Regions from separate parts of the Homo sapiens genome. Here region 1 is linked to region 2. Evidence: chromatin loops called from intact Hi-C (ENCODE). Cell type or tissue: GM12878. All regions are shown on one strand.

Region 1 (5,000 bases), 1.0 Mb after region 2:
TGTTTTCCAGTAATGTTAATATTAATATCTTGAATATCTTAAAAATTATTTCATGAATCCTTAATCTTAGCCTGTGAAGAGAAAGATCATAATGTTGGGAGTTGTAGTAGTCAGCCTCCAAGATGGCCCCTAATAATGCTATCTTCTGCTTTCTCTAATCTTTTTTTTTTTTTTTTTTTTTGAGGCGGAGTCTCGCTCTTGCTGCCCAGGCTGGAGTGCAATGGCGCGATCTCAGCTCACTGCAACCTCCGCCTGCCGGGTTCAAGCAATTCTGCTGCCTCAGCCTCCTAAGTAGCTGGGACTACAGGCACATGCCATCATGTCTGGCTAATTTTTTGTATTTTTCGTAGAGACAGCGTTTCACCATGCTGGCCAGGCTAATCTTGAACTCCTGACCTCATGATCCACCCGCCTCAGCTTCCCAAATTGCTGGGATTACAGGCGTGAGCCACCATGCCCCGCCACTTTCTCTAATCTTGTATAGTCCTATTCCAACTTGTACCCCACAGGGTTAGCCTGTGTGACCGACAGCATATGGCAGAAGTGAAGATACTTCTGAGATTAGGTTATAAAAGACCATGGCTTTTATCTTAGGCTGTTTCTCCACTTCCTTCCCTTCTCCTCCTCTTTTTTTCTGCTACTTCTTTTTTTTGTTTTGTTTTGTTTTGTTTTGTTCTTTGTCTTCTTCTTCTCGTATCTATCCCTCTCCACTTCACACATTCACTCTAAGGAAGCCAGCTTCCATGTCTTGAGGACACTGAGGAATCTCTGTGGAGAGGCTCATGTTGACAGGAACTGAGATTTCTAGCCACAGCCAGTAAAGAACTGAGAACTCCAGCCAACTGCCATGCGAGTGTGTCAGCCTAGAAGCATATGCTACCTGAGTAAAGGTTTTAGCAACCTCATGAGAAGCCTTGAGTCAGAACCATCCAGTCTCTGAATTCCTGATGCTCAGAAATTGTTAATAAACTTTGTTTTTTTTAAGCCATCGTGTTCCAGGGTGTCTTTTTAAATGCAGCAATAGGTGACTATTACATAGGCATAGTGGGTTTGAAGAACTCATTAAGATATCACTCTCTACATAAATAAACATGTTGTAAGGACTACTTATTGGCCAAGGAATGCATTCTACCTTAACCTATAGCAATAAATTTGTAGCCTGAAACATAACTGCAATGGACTAAATGTTTGTGCCCCTCCCCCAAGTTCTGTGTTCAAATCTTAACCCCCATATAGTGATAATAGCAGGTGAGGCCTTTGAGAGTTAATTAGATCATGAAGGTGGTACCCTCATGAATGGTATTAACACCCTTAAAGGAGACACCAGAGAGCTCTCTCATCTTCTTACCGCAAGTAAAGATACAATGAGGAATCAGCAGCCTGCAACCCAAAAGAGGACTTTCACCAGAACTTAACCATGCTGGCACCCTGCTCTTGGACTTTTAGCCTCCAGAATGGTAAGAAATAAATTTGTATTTTTTTATAAGCCACTCAGTCTATGGCACTTTGTTATAGCTGCCTGAACTGACTAAGCCAAGGCCTTCTCAGAAAAACACAATATTTCTTTGACTTCCCTTGCATTTAGATTTGGTATTTGACTAAATGTCGGCCAATGGGATATAAGCCGATATATATATATAAAACTTCTGACTCATCTTTAACTTTACAGTTTTGAATGTGGCCTGGACCAGTCTTCTCTTTTCTTTCCCATAAGATGCAACATACTAAGGGATAGCAGAGTTTGTAAATTAATAGAAACTGAGTCCCAGGATGACAATTAAGATCAGGACCAGCCTTGAGATTGTTTGTGAGAAGGGAATAAATTGTTTTCCTTTTTAAATTTGTTCATAGTATTGTGGGGTACAGCAGGTTAGTCTTTCCCCTTATTAATAGAAGGTATTGAAAAGTTACCCAATGCATAGATCATTGCTATCTGTAGATATGAAAATGCCGGGGAGAATAGCTCTAACAGAGAAATGAGAAAATTGGTTAAGGTGGTCAATTGAGGAAGGGAAACTGAAAATAAGAGTGAAATTCAAACTAACTCAATACCTGGAGTACCCTAGTCAAATGCAGGACAAAGACCATTTAAAGTATATACTTTGACGTACCACTTCTAGACAAGGGGACTTCCTCTAGGAATTTACTTCTAGAGTAATCATTAGCCGTTTCTTGCCACCAAATGCAAATAAGACCCTGAAATAGTCTCTTTTAAGTTAACCTCACTTCATTTGAGAAATTCCCAATTCTCTTAAAGTATCTGTCCTTTTCCCTTCCTTTGCCAACTTATTCTTACCTCCTTTATGCATCCAGAATGTTATTTCTTGTTGTTATCAGCTCTCAGTTTAATACTGAGGCTGGCTAGCTTGCATGAGTTAGCTTGGATTAAACTGCAAAGTAGGTTTCTGTCTTCATGAACTACCACTTTTATTGCTCAGGTTTTTTTTTTTTTTTTTTTTTGTGACTGAGATGGGAATATGGGTTTGAGTAAGGGTATTTTGGTCATCTTTAATGAGAAACAGGTTAAATTAATAAAAAAAAAACCTAAAAAATGCTAGAGAAGAAAATGATAATAGTAACTTGAGGTGCTGTAATTGGACAGTAAGAGGCATAAATCTGACATAACCACAAGACTAAGTGTTATTTTCCCTTGAAGTCATGTCTCCATAACTAAAGCCTGTTTATATGGCAAATAACCCGAGGATTCATTTCATCATAATATGTTCAGGTAGTACTGCAGTCTTCTTATTGACTGAAACAATGAGAATCAAATCTCCAACTGTTACTGACTAGTAAAATGTACTAGGTTAATGATTTTTTTTTTTTAATTTGCCTTCATCAGATAACCCACTATTTTTCTGGCTAATTTGGAATTCAGAAGTAACCTTTGTTTCCTGTTTAGCAATTCTTAACGTTTCCTTTTTTGTTGTTTGTTTTTGTTTTAACATAGCAGCAGGATAGGACACAATTACTTCACACAGAGTGGCTCACTTTCACGGTGCTCTTGAGTAAATACAGAGACCCTGCTCATGTCTGCCTGTATTGAGAATCATCGTTCTAGCACTTCCAGTCAGTTCAGTTCCGTGGGTAATTACGAGCACCTTGGGCTAGTAGAATCCCTTCCTTCATAGCTTAAATTTTCCCCAGCTCTTCAGAGCTTGCCCATTTTTTCGTGTTTTGGTTCAGGCTATGCAAACTCTGTAAAGTTTGTCCCAGCTCCTCTTTTTTCCCATTTACATTTCTTGTGTCCAGATCAGTTTTGTTTTTGACCAATGATATGGATGGCATGCTTTATGAGCTCTATGCTGCCTCTTACTTTCTTCTCATCAATTCTATGACCCAAGGCGACAACATCCTGTCCCACATTTAACCTTTTATTTATTTATTTATTTATTTTTCTGGCAGGCTTTAAGGATAGTTGACCAGGGTGAGGAATTCAAACATAATGTGGCACAGGGTTAAGTTAACTAGCTCACATTCAGGTGAAAGAGGAGAGCTTATTAGAACCAAATAATGTAGCTGTTGATTCCATTGGCTCTGCTTTCTAAGTAGTAACTCAACTGGTCACAGGCACAGTACTTACTAGGTGACTGTATAGGGCAGTATCTGTCTAACTAAGATGTTCTTAAAAGCTTTTTTTTTTTTATTCCTGAGGATTAGATGACTCAGTTTTTTATTTTTTTTCAGATAAAGGAACATAGTATCAATTTTCTGAGCCCTTATATGAGCTAGACTGTTTGATGTTCACTGTCTACTCTCTGACACTCCTACCTAGGATCATGAACCTTTAGTAAAAAGGACCCATAATATACCCTGTCTCTTAGGTGACTCTATATCCACTGATAAATATTGTAAATTGCTCTTTAAAATTTAGAGATGTTATGATTAACACGCCCTTCCATTCACTCTAACATCATTTCTGTGAATATCGAGAGGACATATTTGATCTGTTTGATTAGGGCAAGATGGTCAGACAATGGCTGTGCCAGGTCATAGTCTAGCATTTGTGATTACTGGGTCACATGGGCTTCATTATGCTAATAACTATGCTATCCATCCATACAGATATTTAACTTACTGACTTCGAGGTTATTTCAGATATTTTCCATATCTTGGGGAAATTATACGTCATTAGATGTAAAGTCATTTTAATTAAGGGTACATTAAAAGTAAAAAACAAATTATTGATGGGGTAATGTCTCAAGCATCAGCAGACTCCATGAATGAGAGCAGTACTGCTCAGACACCAATCATTCTTGTCTTTAGCTGCAGCTTATTTTATTTTTCAGAACCATCTCTAATTAGAGTTTTGAAACGAGACCCCATAAACAAACTCTAAATTATATTTGACAAACTAGATATTCAATTTTAAATATTCTGCATGTTCTAATACACAGCAGAGAGCCCAGAGAAACATGACCAGCATAGCAAGTGAAGTCAGCAAACATGATCAGAATGCATAATGCAAAATCCATACTCAGTAGTTAACTTTTTTGTTTTTCTTTTATAATTAATGAATACCAGAATATTCTGTTTGTGGAGAAGTTGGATTAAAACCATAAATTATTATTGAAGCAGCCAGGTACAGGTTTGACATTATTATGCACAGTGAGAGGTGTTTAAGCATTAAACTGTTTGAGGCACCATCATCAAATAATTTTAGTTTGAATTTGTTATATTTTAAAGGTCCAGATTAGCCCATATTTCTTTGAAGGCCATCCTTAGATAATATTTTATATATTCCTTAATCATTTCAAATATTGTGCTTATATTGCTTGGAGTCTTAGCTCCAAGGACTCTTCTTTCTAAGAGTATAGTAGGGCTCCACCCACAATCAATAGCTGCTTTAACACATTGGTATGTGGAGACTTTTTGGAGACATTTGGTGTTGTAGAAACTGTGTGTTTCAAGTCTGAAAGTAACATGGTTGAGGTAGATTTCAATATGTTTCATATCACTTCATGTAAACAAGCAGATTCTTCAATTGCTCACATACTCTT
Region 2 (5,000 bases):
GAAATAAAAAGATCCTTCTCTTTGAAGAACACAACCAGAAAGGAACTTGGGAAATACGAGCAGAGATGGCTTCCTTGATCAGTGGCAAAGATTGCTGGGATTGGAGCATCTGGGGCAACTCATGTCCTGGTGGGCAGGCAGACAAACACCAGAGTAGTTTTTATAGGTATACCATCATACTTTGGGGTCAGCCAACTTTTATTGGTAAGAATAGTAACTATTTTCAGATTTGTAGGCCACATGGAGTCTCACAGATTTTTCTGTATGTAGGTGTTTTAACCGCCCTTTATAAGTGTAAAACCATTCTTAGCTTTAAAACCATACAAAAACGAGCCACTGGCTATATTTGGCCCATAGACATAGATTGTTACTCATAGTTTATAACTAAATACCAATGGAAAAGTATATCTATGTGTACATAATCTGTTGTGAAATAATAGGTATTAAGACATTTGAAAGTTAAATTTTCTGTCTTCAGGGAATGCTAAAACAATAATTGCAATTATTGCTTATTTAACTAAGCACTTACATTGATGAAGACCTCCAAATAGTTTTATAGCCCTCTTTTGTTCTCTCCCTTTCTCTAGGTGCACCTGAAAAATATTATTGGTGTTCACACAATGAGTATGCTTGCTAAACTTGGATCCCACAAAAGATTGCAGAGCCTATTTGAGGCAACAGCCTGGGGTTAAATAACGAAACAGCCAGCCTCTAGAGCACAAAACTAAACAGAAGCAAGTTACATAGAATTTCATTGCTTGCTTCTCTCTGGTACTATTAGTCAGAACACCAACTTAAGCTTTATTTCACGTAGCAGATTGAAAGGTCAGACTGGCCATTCACCCAGACTGATTCAGCGAGGGGGGTAAAAATGACCTACTGAGGATGAGAGTAAAACATTTCACTTGTAGAGAGTTGCTAAGGTGAGGCACATTTGAAGGGCACCATGGGGCTTGGCCTGCTCCTACGGGTGTTGGTTACAAGCATAACTTTGGCTCGGGGTTTGTGTACACTTCTGAAAGTGCAGCTGCGCCTTTCATCTAGAGCTAGCCATGGTCTCCTGAGAGCCTGAAGGTGAAAGCAAATGCATCTGTGGTCCACTACTGACCATGGCTCTGGACTGTGAGGGATGCATCTGCTGCCCAACAAGGCAGCAGTGGTTACTCGAAGGTCACCTTGGAAAAAAAGGGACTCCATGTGGCAGAGCCCTTTCTGAGAGGGCGTGAAATAACCCCAGGTGACGTGAAATAACCCTCCTGCCCACCCCCGGCACTGCTCTGCCCTGCTTTCTGAGCATCATGGAAATATTAGATTTCAGAGCTGAGCAAGGAGCTGTTGCAATTGCAGCCCTCAGTAGCAGTTTGTGGCCCATAAAAGGAAGAGTTGTAGGGCACTCAACAAGGGAGCTTCCAGCTCGGGAGAGACTTGTGAGAGCACTGGTTATCAATGAAAACCAGGAGGCCTTGTCAGACTGTGTATGTGTTTTGCAGGACACAGACAGGAAGAAACTAATAGTTGCAGGTATGATGAAAGTGGGGAGACCTTCCTGATGGGTTAGTGACATTAGATAGCCAGGAAACGTTGTTCATAAGTGGTATTAAGCAGAGGAGAACTTGAAGCAGGTGTCAGGAACCAGAGTATGAAGTCATATAAAGAAAGCAGAACTGGGATGAGCCTGACCACGTGGGAGGAGGATTTGAGAGTATCAGAGATGGTGCTGCAATACTTGGATGGTTTCGATAGCACTGTTTAATGAGCCTAAGACAGCAGATATGGAGAACTCTTTGATTTTTTCCCTCTCTGATGACTGAGGGATCTGGCCTACCACCTGGTCTGGGAATGGATGGGATTGCTCCCAGGGGAAAAGCATGGAAAAAGGGAGCTGTGCTTTGCACCCAAAGAAGCTTGAACTTATACACTAAGGAGAGAATTAAAACTTCATGAGAGAACATGGGGGAAAATGCAATAAAGATCTGAAAGAAAAGAAGAGGTGGCACTAGAGCTCAGGTAAGATGGAGTGAACAGGTTTGAGGGGTTGAGCTTGGAAAGAGTCCATGAGGCAATGCAGGTAATAGGAGGCAGGGGTTACAGGTTCTGAGGGCAGGGAGGGAGCTGTTAAGGGGAATGAGTTGGTTCAAAGGTCATTTCTTTAGTCAGTTCCCTGGTGCGGTCAAGGACAGCAGTCAGGTTGTCTCCCCTACCCCATATTCCCATTGCTGTGATTTACTTAGGAACCCTCTGGAGTTGTGACACAGGTTCCCAGGACTTCTCCTTCGGGCAGTAACCATTGCAGTGGCCAGACCAGGTGTTTACCAAGGGGCCAATGAGGACTAGTACCTTCTATTAGATATACTCTAGGGCTTTGTCTTGGGCTACCCATACAGACTGCTAAAGCCAGGAATGGAGCAGTAAGTGATAAGGAAGTGGATATCCAAGAAGGATACGGCCACAGATGAAAGGCTGCACAATTGGCCTCTTGGTTAGAGAGGCCTCTAGAGTGATCCTCCAGTTTCAGGAAGAGGTTGTTGATGGTGCTACATTGAGAGGTAAGCCAGATGGCAGTACTGACTCAGAATTGCTTCTCTGTTCACCTGCAAACTTCTTTTGTCAATGTTTGGGATGGTGGAGAATATCCTAGAGGTCCTTCTGGGTCTTCTGCTCCATGCCTATCTCCTCCTGGTTTTTTATTTGTTTGTTTGTTTTCTGGCCCCAGAACTTTGTGCTTTAAGGAGACCTGGGAGGGGCACATATTTTTATTCTTTAAGAACCTGTGCTTCTCCTCGATCCACTTAACTTTGATTTTACTTGTGTCATAAATACTATAAGTTGATACTTCTCTCATTTCCTGCTATGACGATGCTTTGGCATATTTGACAGGTCTGAAAAAATTAAATGGTTAAATCTCACCAAGTTTTCATCTAAACTGGGGGTTGGCAATCTTCTTCTGTAAAGGGATAGTAAGAGATCTTGGCTTGTGGGTCATATGGTCTCTGTCACAACTACCCAAATCTGCCATTGTCATGCAAAAGCAGTCATAGGCAATATGTATAAAAGGGTAAAGATGTGTTCCAATATGACTTTATTTATAGAAACAGGTGGTCAGAGGAAGAAAAGACCAAAGAACTTTTAGATAGGGTTGACAGAGTTTAAGGAAAAAACTCCTTGTCCTTATGTATTTCCCCAAAAGCCTGCCTGGGGAGCCTGAAATTTCAACAGTATATGGTAGTCCCCCCTTATCCATAGTTTTGCTTTCTGGAGTTTCAGTTACCAGTGGTCTGAAAATATTAAATGGAAAATTTCAGAAATAACTCATACATTTTAAATTGAGTGCCATTCTGAATAGCATAATGAAATCTTGCACCCTCTAGCTCCATCCACCCTGAATGTCAATCCTCCTTTGTCCAGCATATGCACTGTAGAGGCTATGTGCCCCTTCGTCACTTAGTATCCTTCTTGGTTATTAGATCTGCTGTAGAGGTATCCCAGTGCTTATGTTCAATTAACCCTTATTTTACTTAATAATGGCTCCAAAGTGCAAGAGTAATAATGCTGGGATATTTTTACAATTGTTCTATTTTATTACTAGTTATTGTCAATCTCTTACTGTTCCCAGGTTACAAATTAAACTTTATCGTAGGTATGCATGTTCAGGAAAATACATTATGTATATAGGGCTTGGTACTATTTGTGGTTTCAGGTATCTGCTGAGGTTCTTGGAAGGTATTTCCCATGGATTAGAAGGAACTACTGTTTGGTTTGTGTGTGTGTTTTTTTTAAAGCTCGAAAGGGCTCAGGAACATCTTAATTAGATTAAGGTGTTATATTACCTAGGAGAAGAAAATATGACCTTAGTGAATAGTTACTTTGATTAATCAATTAGCATCTTTTTCTAGGTAAACCAACAGCGATAAGAAAGAGCTGTACCCCAGAGGTAAGGGCAGATGGGAGCAGGAGGTAAGAAAGCACCCATGACAGGGAGGCTGCCTTGGAACTACGTTTATAGCTACTGTTTACAAGGTCTTGAACGGGGAGCCATGGGAGCCACAAGGATGAAAATAAAAATACAACCATTATCCTCAAAGATGTGGAAATTTAGTTGAAGATACATGATAGCTATGTGTGTATCTTTGATTTATACATCTAATTCCGTGTGTAGGTATCCTCCATCCATATAATAAATAATGGATAAGGCAATAGTATGTGGTAAGTTGCAATGGGTAGCACAGCCAGTAAGCCTGAAGGTGTTTGGAAGAGATCTATTTCTACTGGTTGTGTGAATGGGATGCCTTCAGCAACACGTGGATTTTGAATTGAACCTTGGAAGATTGCTAGTTTAATTGGCGGAGGCATCCCCTCCGCAAAAAAAAGAAGGCAATGTGGGACATAAACTGGGGACTCCTGACTGTTTTCCTTATTCTGTGTGAAGCGGGCTGTAGTCACAGATCCAATATTGGTTAGGATGGTTAGATTCATCCTGCATTGTGGATATGGCCTTGACTCCACACTTCCACTTGTCATCTGGAAATGTAGGAGACCAGGTTTTAGAGAATAGCTGCACTTACTTATTCATCTGGATCTTCATTCTGGAAACGTTCCTTGGCTTCCGTTAAATGTCAAGCACCGGATGGTTCAGTGCAGCCCTCCTGCATTGCCAGAGATGGATCCTGGAGTTTTCATCCTGCTAATATGCAGCCCACATATATGAAGGTCAACATGTTGTATTCACTGGAAATAAGTTGAGATTTCATTTACTTACATGAGATGCTGAAAACTAAGTAATAGTGGAGAGTTGCAAGGTTTTAGTTCCTCCATGTAAAGATGGAGAAAACAAAATCCCCTGATGCCTTTAGTAATTAAAAGGGCATTACATTCCCGGCATGGTTTAAGGTAAGACATGATAAGCCTCTCCTATCCTTTTCACATAACCACACATTATTGATGAGCCAGCATCAAGAAGGCATTAGGTGATGCTTTATTGTATTATTTTAAGCCACTGAGGT

Evidence for each region. Hi-C counts contacts between places; a loop is a spot of excess contacts. Peaks named below come from ENCODE experiments on the same cell type or tissue, not always from the same donor. Only the 100,000 strongest peaks of a DNase experiment are listed, where the experiment ranks them.
Region 1: it touches region 2 in a loop (4-fold over the local background); 1 of 110 quality-filtered maps calls a loop at or near these places.

Annotation. Positions count from the first base shown.
Region 1 is chr2:81,527,127-81,532,126 of GRCh38, forward strand. All of the region lies in intron 1 of LOC102724542 (a long non-coding RNA gene), which reads left to right. Among named protein-coding and RNA genes, the nearest start is that of LINC01815, 63 kb to the left of the region's middle. In GM12878, no CTCF peak of the experiment used is centred here; a DNase peak (open chromatin) is centred at 2,065.
Region 2 is chr2:80,528,975-80,533,974 of GRCh38, forward strand. All of the region lies in intron 9 of CTNNA2 (catenin alpha 2), which reads left to right. Among named protein-coding and RNA genes, the nearest start is that of LRRTM1, 230 kb to the left of the region's middle. RefSeq lists a silencer at 924-973 and an enhancer at 1,434-1,563. In GM12878, a CTCF peak has its summit at 2,554; DNase peaks (open chromatin) are centred at 817 and 1,637; H3K4me3 peaks cover 836 bases; H3K27ac peaks cover 2,472 bases.